Linked DNA regions of Homo sapiens: region 2 is linked to region 1. Evidence: read pairs that join two places in POLR2A ChIA-PET (ENCODE). Cell type or tissue: A673. All regions are shown on one strand. Region 1 has its middle 20 kb from the start of LGALS3. Region 2 overlaps FBXO34 (F-box protein 34).

Region 1 (8,000 bases):
AAAGACTGACGGAAGGACACACAGCAATCATCAAATACTGGATTAGTTGAGGTCCCAGCAGGAGACAGAATCCACTCAGATGGCTTCAATGAAGAGTCCTAAGTGGGCGGGGCACGGTGGCTCACGCCTGTAATCCCAGCACTTTGGGAAGCTGAGGTGGGCAGATCACCTGAGGATAGGAGTTCGAGACCAGCCTGGCCAACATGGTGAAACCCCGTCTCTACTGAAAATACAAAAATTAGCCGGGCATGGTGGTGGGTGCCTGTAATCCCAGCTACTTGGGAGGCTGAGGCAGGAGAATCGCTTGAACCCAGGAGGCAGAGGTTGCAGTGAGCTGAGATCACGCCACTGCACTCCAGCCTGGGCGACAGAGCGAGACTCCATCTCAAAAAAAGAAAAATAAGTAAAATAAAAATAAAATAAAATAAAAAGTGTCCTGAGTGAAGGGAGGATTTCCAGAGCTGTAGGCAGGTTGAAAGGAACCAGCCTGGGATCATGAGGCCCTCAGAGGCTAATCACAGTAGGAAGCTCTTCCTCTCAGATTCCCTTGGGCCCCAAGCTTGCAGGACAGCCCTTCCCCACCTTCCCATCCACTCCCCCATCCCCAAACCAGCACACAACTGCTATTTGGCTTGTCACCATCACTGTTTCTCTTGCTACTATTATTTCTATCCTCATCATCACCCTTACCAATGCCAAGGGCTTTATACACATTCTCACTTAAACATTTTTACCTCAAGAGTTGGTGTTGGGCTGGGAGTGGTGGCTCATGCCTGTAATCCCAGCACTTTGGGAGGCCGAGGCAGGTGGATCACTTGAGGTCAGGAGTTCAAGACCAGCCTGGCCAACATGATGAAACCCCATCCCTACAAAAATACAAAAGTTAGCCAGGTGCTGTGGTGCATGCCTGTGGTCCCAGGTACTCTGGAGGTTGAGGCAGGAGAATCTCTCGTCCGGGAGGCAGAGGTTGCAGTGAGCCAAGACGGTGCCACTGCACTCCAACCTGGGTGACACAGTGAGATTCCGTCTCAAAAAAAAAAAAGAGTTGGTATCATGCCAGACCCCTATTAACCCCAATAGGGATGGCATCAGGTTCAAGAGGCTGAAGAAGAGACCCAAAGCCAATAGATGAGATAGGGGGTTTATTGAGAGGAACTTATACAGGGTGGTCCAGTGGCAGCAGGCTGGGCCAGAGAAGCACCAGCACCTACAGAAAGCATGCAGTTTCTATAGTGTTTACATTTAGTACCCTTCCCCTAACAACCTCCACCTGGCAACCTTCATTTAACCCAAAACAAAGGGCCTTGATCCCCTGCACAGCCCATTCCACAGGATGGCCCAGGCTCTCAGATGTTCCTCATAGATAAAATATAATGATGCCGGGCGTGGTGGCTCACGCCTATAATCCCAGCACTTTGGGAGGCCGAGGCAGGCAGATCACTTGAGGTGAGGAGTTCAAGACCAGCCTGGCCAACATGGCGAAACCCTGTCTCTACTAAAAATACAAAAATTAGCCAGGCGTGGTGGTGCGGGCCTGTAACCCCAGCTACTGAGGAGGCTGAGGCAGGAGAATGGCTTGAACCCAGGAGGCAGAGGTTGCAGCCTGGGTGACAGAGCAAGACTCTGTCTCAAAAATAAAATAAAAAAAGATATAATGAATCTTTGGGTTGGCCGCACTGGGAACTCTGAACACACATTCAGGTGCATCTGCCATACAGGGTCATTCTCAGGGTAGGCTTAAGTTATTACTGTCAGGTGCTTCTGCCACGCACAGGTGCATCTACCATACGCCCCACCCCAGCACGCCCTTGAATAGCTCTCATAGTCTCATCACATTCCCTGGGGCCAGATATACAGAGGAGCACTGGCACCAGCGCAGCAGCAACACAAACCACCACAACAAAAAGAACAATGAATACGACAGAAGGTTCTCCCAAGCTCTTGGGAGCTCATCTTGGATGTGCCACAGCAAGCCCCTGGTGGAGGAAAGGGGCGGCTCTTTGTAGGCTCAACAGTCCATTTTGTCCTGAAGAGAAGCCACCATCTGTGCCCAGTTGGACCGTTGCTTGTGCTGTGAGCTCAGCCTCTATGGCTCCTTAGAGCATGGTCCGAAGCGGCCAGCCAACTACAGCTGCCACAGCTCAGGAATCTGAGCCTTGCTCAGTCAGATCTACCCCCTGCAACTACCCTTCCAGACCTTTCAGTGTTTGCAGAGCATCCCTGTACTCACACATTAGGCCCAATCCATCAAGGATAGCGGCTCTTGGGCCCCATATAGACATGGACAGCCAACCTGGGATTTCCCCCTGCAGATCTCCCCTTTTCCAATCTCATCATCTGGGGCTTTTCTCCCACCTCCTGCTGGGCTCACCACCTATCATACTGGACCCCATTAACTCCAGTAGGTCAGGATGTTACTTTTGGGACTAGAAAAAAATTAAAAATTTAAAATATTTTAAAAATTAAAAAAAAAAAAAACTTCCAGTGGGGATGGTGCCATGTCTGAGAGGCCAAAGAAGAGACCCAGCGAATGAGACATAGGGTTATTTTTTTGTTCTTTTTCTTTTTTTTTTTTTCACTAGAGATGGGCCTTGCTATATTGCCCAGGCTGCTTTCAATCTCCTGGGCTCAAGGGATCCTCCTGCCTCAGCCTCCCAACGTGCTGGGATTATAAGCAGGAGCCACTGCACACAGCCAACATAGAGTTTATTGAAGGGCACTTACATAAAGAGTGGTCTGATGGAGGTGAACTGGACAGGAGAATTGCCACTGCTTGTAAAAATGCATGCAGTTGGCCAAGCGCGGTGGCTCACGCCTGTAATCCCAGCACTTTGGGAGACCGAGGCGGGAGGATCACAAGGTCAGGAGATCGAGACCATCATGGCTAACACGGTGAAACTCCATCTCTACTAAAAATATAAAAAATTAGCCGGGCGCAGTGGTGGGCGCCTGTAGTCCCAGCTACTTGGGAGTCTGAGGCAGGAGAATGGCTTGAACCTGGGAGGCGGAGCTTGCAGTGAGCCGAGATCGTGCCACTCCACTCCAGCCTGGGCAACAGAGAGAGACTCCATCTCAAAAAAAAAAAAAAAAAAAAAAAAGCATGCAGTTTATATAGCATTTTCACTTAACACCCATCCCCTGACAACCACCACCTGGCAACCTTCACTTAAACCAACACAAAGGGCCTTGATCCCCTCTACAGCATTCCATGGTCAGGACAAGAGCTCAGATGTTCCTTATAGATAAGGAATGAATCTCTGAGTTGGCATGCTTGGGACTCAGCATACACATTCAGGTGCATCTGCCATACAGTGTCATTCTCAGGGAATGTTTAGGTTATTGCTGTCAGGCGTGTCTCCCATACACAGATGTGTCTACCATACAGTTGGTCCTATCTTTTTTTTTTTTTTTTTTTTTTTTTTGAGACAGGATCTTGCTCTTTCACCCAGGCTAGAGTGCAGTGGTGTGATCATAGCTCACTGCAGCCTTGAATTCATGGGCTCAGGCGATCTTCCCACCTCAGCCTCCTAAGTAGCTAGGACCACAGGTGTGTGCCACCACACCTGGATAATTTTTTATATTTTTTGTAGAGATGGGGGTCTTGCCATGTTGCTGAGGCTGATCTCAAACTCTTGGCCTCAAGTGATCCATCCACCTCAACTTCCCAAAGTGCTGGGATTACAGGCAAGAGCTGCTGCTTCTGGCTAAGAGCTAGTCCTGTCATTATTACAAATTTACAAATAAAGAAATTGAAACTGGACTGGCCACAGTGGCTCATGCCTGTAATCCCAACACTTTGGGAGGCTGAGGCAGGTGGATCACCTGAGGTCAGGAGGTGGCTCATGCCTGTAATCCCAGCACTTTGGGAGGCCAAGGTGGGTGATGGCTTGAGCCCAGGGCTTCAAGACCAGCCTGGGCAACATGGTGAAACACCATCTCTACAAAAAATACAAAAATTAGCCAGGTGTGATGGTGCACACGTGTATCTCAGCTACTTGGGAGGCTAAGGTGGGAGGATCCCTTGATTCCAGGAGGTGGAGGTTGCAGTGAGCTGAGATCACGCCACTGCACTCCAGCCTGGGTGACAGAGAGAGATCCTGTCTCAAAACAAAACAAACAAGCAAAAAAAAAAAAACTCGGCCAAGTTCACAGTTAGTAAACGACAAAGTTGGAATATGAAGCCAGGCATCTTCTTGATCACTCCTAATCACTATAGTGTACTACTAATTACCAAGAAATAGACAATAACAAAGGTAGCAAATAACAAGGCAGGTAACCAAGCATAGTCATCAGTGATGTCGCACACTGTGAGTGGGACCAGGCCTCTCATAATCCTGCTTCCCTAATTTCTTCTTAGAAGCTCTAGTGGGACTCAGCCGGAAGCTGTGGCTTATGCCAGTGATCCCAACACTTTAGGAGGCCAAGGCAGGAGAATCATGAGGTCAGGAGTTCGAGACCAGCCTGGCCGACATAGTGAAACCCTGTCTCTACTAAAAATACAAAAATTAGCTGGGCATGGTGGTGCACATCTGTAGTCCCATCTGCTCAGGAGGCTGGGGCAACAGAATCGCTTGAACCCGGGAGGCGGAGCTTGCAGTGAGCCGAGATGGTGCCACTGCACTCCAGCGTGGATAACAGAGTGAGACTCCGTATCAAAAAAAAAAAAAAAAAAGAAGCTCTAGTGGGACTTATATCTGGAAAATCCCTCTCCCACTCTCTCACGGCCCACAGGATTGGCTGCTGGAGTCATAATTTCTCATGTTAGCCTGGAGTGAAATTGGATTACCCTAGTTAGGGACCTTGCACCCAGCAGCGTCTTTCAGAACCTCCTCCCCAGTGTTCATGTGGTTAGGGACTGTTCTACTCAGCAGTTGCCCAGCAGTTGCTTTAAGTAGACAGGCTGTTGTCTGGTGACTCATCTGGGGCCTCAGGAGGCTTCGTGGACGGCAAGCTGCCTTCTGCTCCCTTGCTCCTCTCCCCTCGCCCTCCTCCGTGGAAGTCCTGCCAGGAAGCCCATGGTCCAGCTCACGTCTTTGCTCAGGTGCCTCTGCCATGTGTTACCTAACTAGGGCTAAGGCTGGTTCTATCCTACTTCAGACAGTCCAAACAACTCTGAACTTCATTTTCCAGCAGCTGAGTGGCCCTAGGACCCAGGGCCTGTCGGCCTTCTCCTGTGCCTCCACCCGCCCACGCTGACCACTGTCCTACAGGTCAGAAGCAACCACTCCCACCCCCACTCCCCGCCTCTCAGTAGGTCTCTTCTCACGGCAGAAGGCCCCAGTGGCCTGCTCCGCTCAGGGATCCAAGCCTGCGGAGGACTGAGCCAGGGCTCCCCAGCTCACGCCTGCAGCCTCGTGCTGCTGCCTGATGACTCATCCTCATGCCCATGACTTCCTCCCACGCTTTATTTCAGGAAATTACTTTGGAGAATGACCTCGATTTTTTTTTAAACAATAGAAAAATACTTTTCATCTACAGGGAACAAGCGACAATCCCCAATGCTATTAACTGTTCCGACCCCTGCAAAAGAGGCTTTATAAAACCAGGCTAACAAGGACAAGGAAGGGGCAAATAGGGCTGTCCTGGTGAAAGTGGAAGAACGTTAACCATTTTGCTTCAAATAGAATAGGAAAGGAACAAGGGCAGTCAAGAAGAATGTAAACCTGAGAGAAATCGCATGTTAAGAGAAGCTCATCCAGCTACTTGAAGTGCCATCAAGTCTCTATGCCCAGACAAATTATGTCCTTGGGTGTGGGTTGCAAATTTTTTAGTAGTGTAACTTTTTCAGATAAATCTTAGAAGAACTCTAATTTAAAAATACCGGCCAGGCGCAGGTGGCTTACGCCTGTAATCCCAGCACTTTGGGAGGCCAAGGTGGGTGGATCACCTGAGGTAGGCAGTTCAAGACCAGCCTGGCCAACATGGTGAAACCCTATCTCTACTAAAAATACAAAAATTAGCTGGGCGTGTTGATGGACGTCTGTAATCCCAGCTACTCAGGAGGCTGAGGCAGGAGAATTGCTTGAACCCGCGAGGTGGAGGTTGCAGTGAGCTGATCGCGCCACTGCACTCCAGCCTGGGGGACAGAGCGAGACTCCATCTAAAAAAATAGACATAAAAATACCAAGGAGGCCGGGCGCAGTGGCTCACGCCTGTAACCCCAGCACTTTGGGAGGCTGAGGCGGGCAGATCGCTTGAGGCCAGGAGTTCCAGACCGGCCTGGACAACATGGCGAGACCCCACCTCTACAAAAACACAAGAATTACCTGGGTGTGGTGGTGGGCGCCTGTAATCCCAGTTACTGGGGAGGGTGAGACAGGACAATCACTTGAACCAGGAGGTGGAGGTTGTAGTGAGCCGAGATCAAGCCACTGTACTCCAGCCTGGGCAACAGAGTGAGACTCTGTCTCAAAAAACAATAAAAGATAAAAACACAAAAGAAATAATTTATGAATCTACATTTAAGTTAAAATTCATTTAGCATTCACTTCTCATAAAGTCAATCTATGAGAAAAATTACCATTTTGATGAACACCAAAATTTGAAATAATACAGGCATAACCATTGCAATCTTTTATCAAGCTCAGCATTTAATTTACTTCATATTGTTTTAGTTGCAAAAGATAAACACATATTTAAAAACAGCTTGCCTTGTCATTTATCTCATCTTAAAACTGATCCAATTTGGAAAAGGAATACCAGAACGTTTTTTAACTTTCAAAGTGAATTATTAAGACCACTGAAGCTGGATGCCATGGCTTATGCCTGTAATCCCAACACTTTGGGAGACCAAGGCAAGAGAATCACTTAAGTCCAGAAGTTTGAGATCAGCCTGGGCAACATAGTGAGACTTTGTGCAAAAAAGTTTATAAATTAACTGGATGTGGTACTTGGGAGGCTGAAGGTACTTGACCTCACTTGAGCCTGGGAGGTCGAGGCTGCAGTGAGCCTAGATCGTGCCACTGCATTCCAGCCTGGGTGACCAAGGAAGACCTTGTCTCAAACAAACAAACAAAAAAAGACTATTAAATTTCTTGTCCTAAATAAAAAGTTGGACACAAAACACAAAATACTCAAAACTTTTCATAAGCAGTAGAGCCTCAGGGTGGGTTACACATCGCTCGTGAATGCACAACTGAGGCATGACAAGAATATGAACCAAAAATCCTGAGCCTTGTGCAGCAGTTGTCTTCTCGGGAACATTGTCGCAGGAACAGATAGAAAAGGCCAGGGCAGACCCCTAACCTTCCTAATCAGTGGCACAACTCAGTAATTTTTGATGATGGAAGTAAGAATAGTAACAAGAGGCGGTGCTCTTGACTTGGAAGGGACACAAGGAAACTTTCCAGAGTGTTGGACACTGTCTATATCTTGTTATACGTAGTGATTATATGGAGTATATATGTGGGAAAATTCATGAGCTATACGCTTAAGAATTGTGCATTCTGCTGTAGATTAATTATACTTCAATGTCCTGTTAGCTGAAAGAGTCAGTGAAAGAGAGAGGGACAGAGAGAGAGGCAGGGAGGAAAGAAGGAAGGGCCCAGAAAGCTTCAATCCAAGATTTGCTCAAAAGACTGCCAGCAAAAGTTATGTGCCAGCATTATTATAATTTGGTACCTAGCACAGCAACACATTGTGTTTTCAGTTATAGGTTTTTAAATTTTTTTATTTTCATTTTTGTTTATTCTTTTGAGACAGAGTCTCTTAAGCCTCCCAGGTTCAAGTGATTCTCCTGCTTCAGCCTCCCAAGTAGCTGGGATTACAGGTGTCTGCCACCATGCCTGGCTAATTTTTGTATTTTTTTTTTTTTTTTAGTAGAGAGGAATTTCACCATGTTGGCCAGGCTGGTCTTGAACTCCTGACCGCAAGTGATCCACCCGCCTTGGCCTCCCCAAGTACTCGGATTACAGGCATGAACCACCAGGTTAAAGAAAAAAAATTTTTTTTAATGGAGGCTGGGTGCAGTGGCATACTCCTATAATCCCAGCACTTCGGGA
Region 2 (8,000 bases), 210 kb before region 1:
TACAGAATAAAAATTATACCAGCTGTTTTAGGAAGTAAAATTATACCAACTGTTTTGTCCTCATTAACATCAAAACATCCCTAAAGTTTGTATTATTGAGAGTTTTCTATCCTGCATTTGAAATTCTCTCCTTCTCCTAAAAATAAAATGTAATGCTCTTTTTGATCATCGTATCCATAAACAAGAGATCTGACTAATCCAAAACGAATTATACTTTGATTTTCCTGGACTCTTAAATTCTATTCATAAGCTAAGAAACTAGATTGCCCTCTATTACGAGCTACTGGGAAATTTATTTCTTACGCTCTCTAAAAATCATTTTTGGACAGCAAGTCTCACATCTTGATCTATGATTTTTTCCTCCTCACCAAACCTGCTCCTCCAGACTTTAGCTTCAAACACAACTGCTAAGGAAAATCTCTAAGATGTAGGCCCCAAACAACCTTGTCCCACAGCAAGACCTAAGAAAAGGCACTTCAAAATCTAACACAACATATTTAGACCAAAGATTACCTGCAGCCCTCACCTAGGCAACTCGGCCGAAGTCTAAAAAAGCACATTTTACTTCTGCCTCATTTAATTATCTAGTCCCCCAGATCTTCCCTACTAGTTGTCTTTAATGTGAATGGGGAGAAAGGGGAGGAGACAGAGGGAGGGAAATGGACCTTAATAGGAAGCTGTGTGATTATCTTCAGAAATAAAGACTGGATTTGTTTCAGAGCTTTGTAATATGACAGAACCTCAACTCGGGGGATTTTACTTCCTCTACAAACTATCTCAGCTGTGCTTTGTGTATGCTAAGGATGTTTAGAAACACCTTGAATAGGCCATGCTGTCAAGTGTACAAAAAAGGTATTTGGATTGTTTTAGATCCTGAAACCAATGGACCAGAATCCTGCCCCACTTCAAGAATGAGTTGGCTCCTTGTTACCACGGTAATAAGCGCCCCATGAATGGGGATAATTTGCCACTTTGCTGAAAATTCAAGCATTCTATAGTTTTGGTTTTTTAACTGAGAAACGAGGTGGGAGGAGCAGCAGAACCAATTATAGAGTACATTTAAACAACACGTAAAGGAGTGTGTTTCTTGATTCTGAATAACAAGATTTTAAATCGTTTAGTTTACAGCCAGGCATGGTGGCTCACGCCTGTAATCCCAGCACTCTGGGAGGCCGAGGTGGGCGGCTCACCTGAGGTCGGGAGTTCAAGACCAGCCTGACCAACATGGAGAAACCCCATCTCTACTAAAAATACAAAATTAGCCGGGCGTGGTGGCACATGCCTGTAATCCCAGTTACTCAGGAGGCTGAGGCAGAAGAATTGCTTGAACCCAGGAGGCGGAGGTTGCGATGAGCCGAGATCGCGCCATTGCACTCCAGCCTGGGCAACAAGAGTGAAACTCCATCTCAAAAAAAAAATAATTTAGTTTACAAGAAAAAAGAAGGGAATAAGAGGACCAAAGAAAATAAACATGTTAGACTGTATTCTAACATGTACAGCTCTACACCATCACAACTTAGCACTGCAGATCTTTCAGAACAGATTTTCAGATTGCCCATAAACACACAAATCACATTAAAATATTTATAAGTCTAGAAGGTTCCTATGCAACAGTCTGGTTGGGAAGAAAAATCCACTAAAGTAACTAAGAACCAACTAAGGCAAATAGTACTGTGCAAGCCCAATGCTGCTAAAATATAACAGATTAAAGAAGCCATATGTCAACAAATTCTTATAGGGAAATAATAATATTCAGCACTATTAATAGACTGAATGTTCATTCCCCCACACCCAGGACACAATTCATATGTTGAAACTTAATCTGCAATGTGAAGGTATTTGGAGGTGGGGCCTGTGGGAGACAACTGGGTCATAAGGATGGAGCCTTTGTGAATAGGATTAGTGCCCTTATGAGACCCAGAGAGCTCACTCGTCCTTTCGGAGATGATCATCTAAGTGCCAGGATGCAGGCCCTCATCAGACTCCAAATCTGCTGCTGCCTTGATCTGAGACTTCTCAGACTCCAGACTGTTCAAATAAATTTCTGTTGTATATAAACCACCCAGTGTATGGTGTTCTATAATAGCAGCCCAAACAGACTAAGACAAGCACTTATTCCTGATAAAAATTCTTAGCAAACTAGGGATAGAGGAAAACTTCTTTTCCTTTAATAAAAGGCACCCATCAGAAACAGAAAATAGCATACACACAATGGCAAAATATTAAAAACAGTCCTATACAGAGCTAGAAATAAAGATGCCAGCTATCATATTACTGAGAAAAAAAAATCTATCATTACTTGCAAACTACATGTTATGTGGGGCTTTCAAGTTAAACCAACAAATTAAAAATTATTTAGTCTAGTCTAACAGTAACCTCAATAAACTTAAGAGATAAAACATCAACATTAAAAAAAAAAAACTTAAAGAACTGCCACACGACCCAGCAATTCCACTGCTAGGTATATACCCAAAAGATCTCAAACCAATAATTATATACAAATGTTTATAGCAGCACTACTCAGAATAGATAAAAGGTGGTGACAACCCTTCTGTCTACCAAGAGATAAATGGGTAAACAAACTGTGGTACAAGTATACAATGGAATATTAATTCAGCCATCAAAAGGAATTAAGTACTGATATCCACTACAACATGGATAAACCTTGAAGACATCATGCTAAGTGAAAGAAGCCAGAAACAAAAGGCACATACTATATGATTCTATTTGTATGAAGTGTCCAGAAGAAGCAATTCTATAGACAGAAAGTACAACAGTTGTTGCCTAGGGCAACCACTGGGGGGGAGGAGGGAATGCAGGGTAACTGCTAATGGGTATGGAGTTACCCATTTTGTCACCCATGGGGGTGACAAAAATGTTCTATAATTAAACAGTGGTGATAAGTGCACAACTTTGTGAATACACTAAACACCAGTGAACTGTACACTTTCAAAGGGTGAATTTTGTGGTATGTGATTAATATCTAAATTTTTAAATAAATCAGTAACATCAGCAGTGGGAAAAATTTAACAACTCCCAAAATGGGCTATAGTAATCAAGACAGTATGGCAGCAGTACAGAAATAAGTGGTTCAATAAACTGAACCTCAAATGATTAAGAAGACATCAAGTAAATGGGAAATGCAAGATGTTTGAATAAATTGAGAAAACTGGATCTCTGAGTGAAAAGATACAGGCCTACATCATAAACAAAAATTTTTGGCCAAGCGCCATGGCTCACACCTTTAATCCCAGCACTTTGGAAGGCTGAGGCAGGCGGATCATGACGTCAGGAGATTGAGACCATCCTGGCCAACATAGTGAAACTCCGTCTCTACTAAAAATGCAAAAATTAGCTGGACGTGGTGGCACGTGCCTGTAATCCCAGCTACTCGGGAGGCTGAGGCAGGAGAATCACTTGAATCACAGACTCGAAGACCGCAGTGAGCCAAGATCACACTATAGCACTCAAGCCTGGGGACAGAGCGAGATTACATCTCAAAAAAATAAAAAATAAATAAATTTAAAGGGGGGCCAGGTCAGGGGGTGGCTCACGCATATAATCCCAGTACTTTGGGAGGCCAAAAAGGAAAGATCAGTTGAGGCCAGGAGCTTGAGACTAGCTTGGGCAACATAAGTGAGACTCTGTCTCTAAAAAAAAAAAAAAAAAAAAAAATATATATTTTTTTTTTTTTTTTTTTTTTTTTTTTTTTTTTTGAGACAGAGTCTCACTCTGTCGCCCAGGCTGGAGTGCAGTGGTGTGATCTCAGGTCACTGCAAGCTCTGCCTCCCGGGTTCACGCCATTCTCCTGCCTCAGCCTCCCGACTAGCTGGGACTACAGGCACCCACCATCATGCCCGTTTTTGCTTTTTTTTTTTTTTTTGTATTTTTAGTAGAGATGGGGTTTCACCGTGTTAGCCGGGATGGTCTCGATCTCCTGACCTCGTGATCCGCCCACCTCAGCCTCCCAAAGTGCTGGGATTACAGGCGTGAGCCACCGTGCCCGGCCAAAAAAATAATTTTAGTAAAAAAATTTTTAATGGCACACTGAGTAAAATGTAAAATCCAACACTGTCAAATATGGTAGAATGCTTTATAATCTTAGTTGGGTAACTCCTCCTTCCTAAAGATATAAATTACTGACATATCTAAATATAAACGTTAAACTTTTATTTGGAAAAAAGACACCATAAAGTTAAAACACAAGCAAAAGAATGGGACAATAATATTTGCAATATGCACAAAAGGTTAATTTCCATGACACTGGCCAGGCATGGTGGCTCATGCCTGTAGTCCCAGCATTTTGGGAAGCCCAGGTGAGAGGATCACTTGAGCCCAGGAATTCCAGACCAGCCTAGGGAACAGAGCGAGACCCCGTCTCATCAAAAATATATAAATTGTTTTTTAAAATTTTCCATGACATTAAATCAGTTACTGAAGCCAATGGTGGGGGAGGAGAGAGACAATACTTTAGCATAATGCTGCTATTGGTGTAAAAACTGAAAAGACTATATGTAGTTTGCAAATACACAGAAAGATGTCTTTTTTTGTTGTTGTTGTTGCTTGTTTGTATTTTTTTTTTTTTTTTTTTGAGACAGAGTCTTGCTCTGTTGCCCAGGCTGGAGTGCAGTGGCGTGATCTCGGCTCACTGCAAGCTCCGCCTCCCGGGTTCACGCCATTCTCTTGCCTCAGCCTCCTAAGTAGCTGGGACTACAGGCGCCCGCCACCACGCCCAGCTAATTTTTTCTTTTTTTAGTAGAGACGAGGTTTCACCGTGGTCTCGATCTCCTGACCTCGTGATCCGCTCGCCTCAGCCTCCCAAAGTGCTGGGATTACAGGCGTGAGCCACCACGCCCAGCTGAAAGATGTCTTATATAATAACTGGCAAACTGGATATTTGCGGAGGCAAGTTAGAGATTTTTTTGCAGCTATTTCAATGTGGTTTGAATTTCTGATCACAAATACATGTTAAATTGTATAATTTCAAAAACAATTTTAAACGGAAAAGCATCTGAAAGGCAAAACTGTAGGGATCTGAGGTCCACTAAAGATGAGTATTTTTGACAGATCCCTGCGGCAGCTTTACAGAGAATGGACATAAGAGGCAAATAGGTATTGATTCACTTTCTCCATTCGACAGATGAAAACCTACTGTGCCTTGGTACTGAGCTAAGCACTGGGACCAGTCAGAAACACTGCAAGCTGGCTGGATGCAGTGGCTCACGCCTGTAATCCCAACACTTTGGGAGGCTGAGGCGGGCAGATCATTTGATGTCAGCAGTTTGAAACCAGCCTGGCCAACATGGTGAAATCCCATCTCTACAAAAAATATGAAACTTAGCCGGGGGTGGTGGCATTTGGCTGTAATCCCAGCTACTCAGGAGGCTGAGGTGGGAGGATCACTGGAACCCAGGAGGTAGAGGTTGCAGTGAGCTGAAATCCCTCCAGCCTGAGCAACAGAGGGAGACCCTGTCTCCAAAAAAAAAAAAAGAAACATTGCAAGTTGTCTCAGTAAAAGGTCATATGTAACTACTTTGGGCAACAATGCAAGGGAGCCAGGGAATAGAAGGCATCTGTTCTTTGCAGGTGGGGGGTGTGGGATGTGTAAAGCACGTGCCATTTTAAGGCATTTGTGGACAATATCCTTCTGATATTCCTTATATTACAAGATGGCCAAATATTCCTGATAAGTATCATCTATTTTTTGACAAGTCACTGAATTAAAAAAAAAAAAAACCGCCCATATCAGCCTTGCTTTTACAAGTAACTCTTATTTTTAAGATTCTTTGACTTTGGAAAGTCCACATTCTAAAAAGTCTCTGAATGAAGGAATTCCAAAGCTACCCTTGGTCATTTTCTCTGTGTCCACTGTTTATTTTTTGGTTTTCTCAAAAGATGAATAAAAAAGAAAACTATAACAAAATTAATATTTAACCCAAAGGAAAAATATTTTAGTGAACCAGAGGTATTTTTAATTATGATTTAATCCACATTGGTTTCTTTTTACAGCTGACATGTTCCCATTTTATAACAGCCATCTGCTATCTCAACAGTATCCCAGATTTAACAAAAGTTTTAACAAAGACTATGACTATACATTAAAATTATTCAACTTTCTCACCTTAAAACTTTATATATATATTTTAGACGGAGTCTTGCTCTGTCACACAGGCTGGAGTGCAGTGGCAGATCTCGACTTACCGCAAGCTCCACCTCCCGGGTTCACACCATTCTCCTGCCTCAGCCTCCCGGGTAGCTGGGACTACAGGCGCCCACTACCACACCCGGCTAATTTTTGTGTGTGTGTATTTTTAGTAGAGACGGGGTTTCACCGTGTTAACCAGGATGGTCTCGATCTCCTGACCTCGTGATCTGCCCGCCTCAGCCTCCCAAAGTGCTGGGATTACAGGCGTGAGCCACCACACCTGGCCAAAACTTATTTTTTTAAAAGCACCCAGTATTAGCAAAGAGACAGGAAAAAAGAATCTGCTGATATGTTTGGCAAAAAATTCACCCTACCATTTAGCTTTGGGCAGCTAACCACTTTCCCATCTAGGCTGAGAAAGGAGCTTGTCTTGTCTGAGGCTGCTGGTCAAAGCACACAATCACCGTCGCCTTGACAAAGTCAACCGCCTGAGCAAGTTTATCATAAACCTATCATAATTCTCCCCAAACCATGCCAATGAGTTCCCTCCTTGCTGGTAGATTTCCTCTTTCAAATGCACGCTTCAGGCAATGCCAAGGTAGATGCAGGTCTGCTTTGAGAAAAGATTATGGCAAGCATGGCAGTTAAAGGACCTGGATAACCTGAGGCGGTCCAATTGCATACATTTTTTTTTTCACTTAAGGTGATTTGTTAAATATGCCTTTCAAGGTGATTTAACAGTTGTACCCTTAAAGGAGTTTCCTATGAAAGTTCAGGAAAAATTGGCCAGGTGTGGTGGCTCATGCCTGTAATCCTAGCACTTTAGGAGGCTGAGGTGGGTAGATCACAAGGTCAGATCAAGACCATCCTGGCTAACACGGTGAAACCCCGTCTCTACTAAAAATACAAAAAATTAGCTGGGCGTGGTGGCGGGCACCCATAGTCCCAGCTACTTGGGAGGCTGAGGCAGGAGAATGGCGTAAACCCGGGAGGCAGAGCTTGCAGTGAGCCGAGATTGCGCCACTGCACTCCAGCCTGGCGACAGAGCCAGACTCCATCTAAAAAAAGAAAGTTCAGGAAAAATAAATCCTTTCACACACTATATAGAATGTTGGTCCTGTGCATACAATCACATGAAAAAACCTGGACTAATTCTCCTGCCACCCATTCAGGGAAAGAGAATCCCAGGGTTATCACCAAAAATTACAAAGGATTAAAAACAAAACAGCCATTAACCCATACAGAGTCATCATATAAACTGAAAACAACTCAAACACAAACCATAGTGAGGGAAGAAGGACAGAATGGAAAGAAGAAGAACAAAAAGTTGTTGCCAGAAGTCCTTTCTATATAAATGCTTAATAAAATTTGGCAACTGGATATTTCTGTATACTGGATTTTTAAAAATAATTACCATCTTCACAACTTTGAAAGAGAAGGTTCACCTAAAAATCGATCACATGTACACTGTATGATAGGTACAGTGTCAAAAGAAACTTGAACAGGTATTTATTTCTTTTAGATACAGCTGTCATTGTCTTGAACCACAAAAATCTTCTTTTAAAAAAAGTGTAAATATGTGCATTCCTCAATAAAGGAATCCAGGAGTTTCTTAAGTGCCTAACAGACCCACATTCCCCCTTCTTAATCCATAGGAATAATAGGCAAATTTTCCTACTTAAATTTCCACCTTCATATCCTATGACCCTTCTACACTGGCCATCAACAACAAAACCATCAACAAATAGACAAAGGAGAACTTAGTGGACTGTGAGATGACCTAGTGTGAAATTAAGCACAATGAGAGTCTAACCAACTCAATAACATGAAATCCCATGGAGACAGTCACAAGACT

The links. ChIA-PET counts read pairs that join two places held together with the same protein. Peaks named below come from ENCODE experiments on the same cell type or tissue, not always from the same donor. Only the 100,000 strongest peaks of a DNase experiment are listed, where the experiment ranks them.
Region 2: POLR2A ChIA-PET joins it to region 1 with 7 read pairs; 5 of 35 experiments call an interaction of 5 or more read pairs at or near these places.

The regions. Positions count from the first base shown.
Region 1 is chr14:55,105,311-55,113,310 of GRCh38, reverse strand. No RefSeq gene overlaps it. Among named protein-coding and RNA genes, the nearest start is that of LGALS3, 20 kb to the left of the region's middle. RefSeq lists enhancers at 5,152-5,251, 4,798-5,997. In A673, no CTCF peak of the experiment used is centred here; DNase peaks (open chromatin) are centred at 4,860 and 5,360; H3K27ac peaks cover 1,372 bases.
Region 2 is chr14:55,318,901-55,326,900 of GRCh38, reverse strand. All of the region lies in intron 1 of FBXO34 (F-box protein 34), which reads right to left. Among named protein-coding and RNA genes, the nearest start is that of FBXO34-AS1, 51 kb to the right of the region's middle. In A673, no CTCF peak of the experiment used is centred here; no DNase peak of the experiment used is centred here.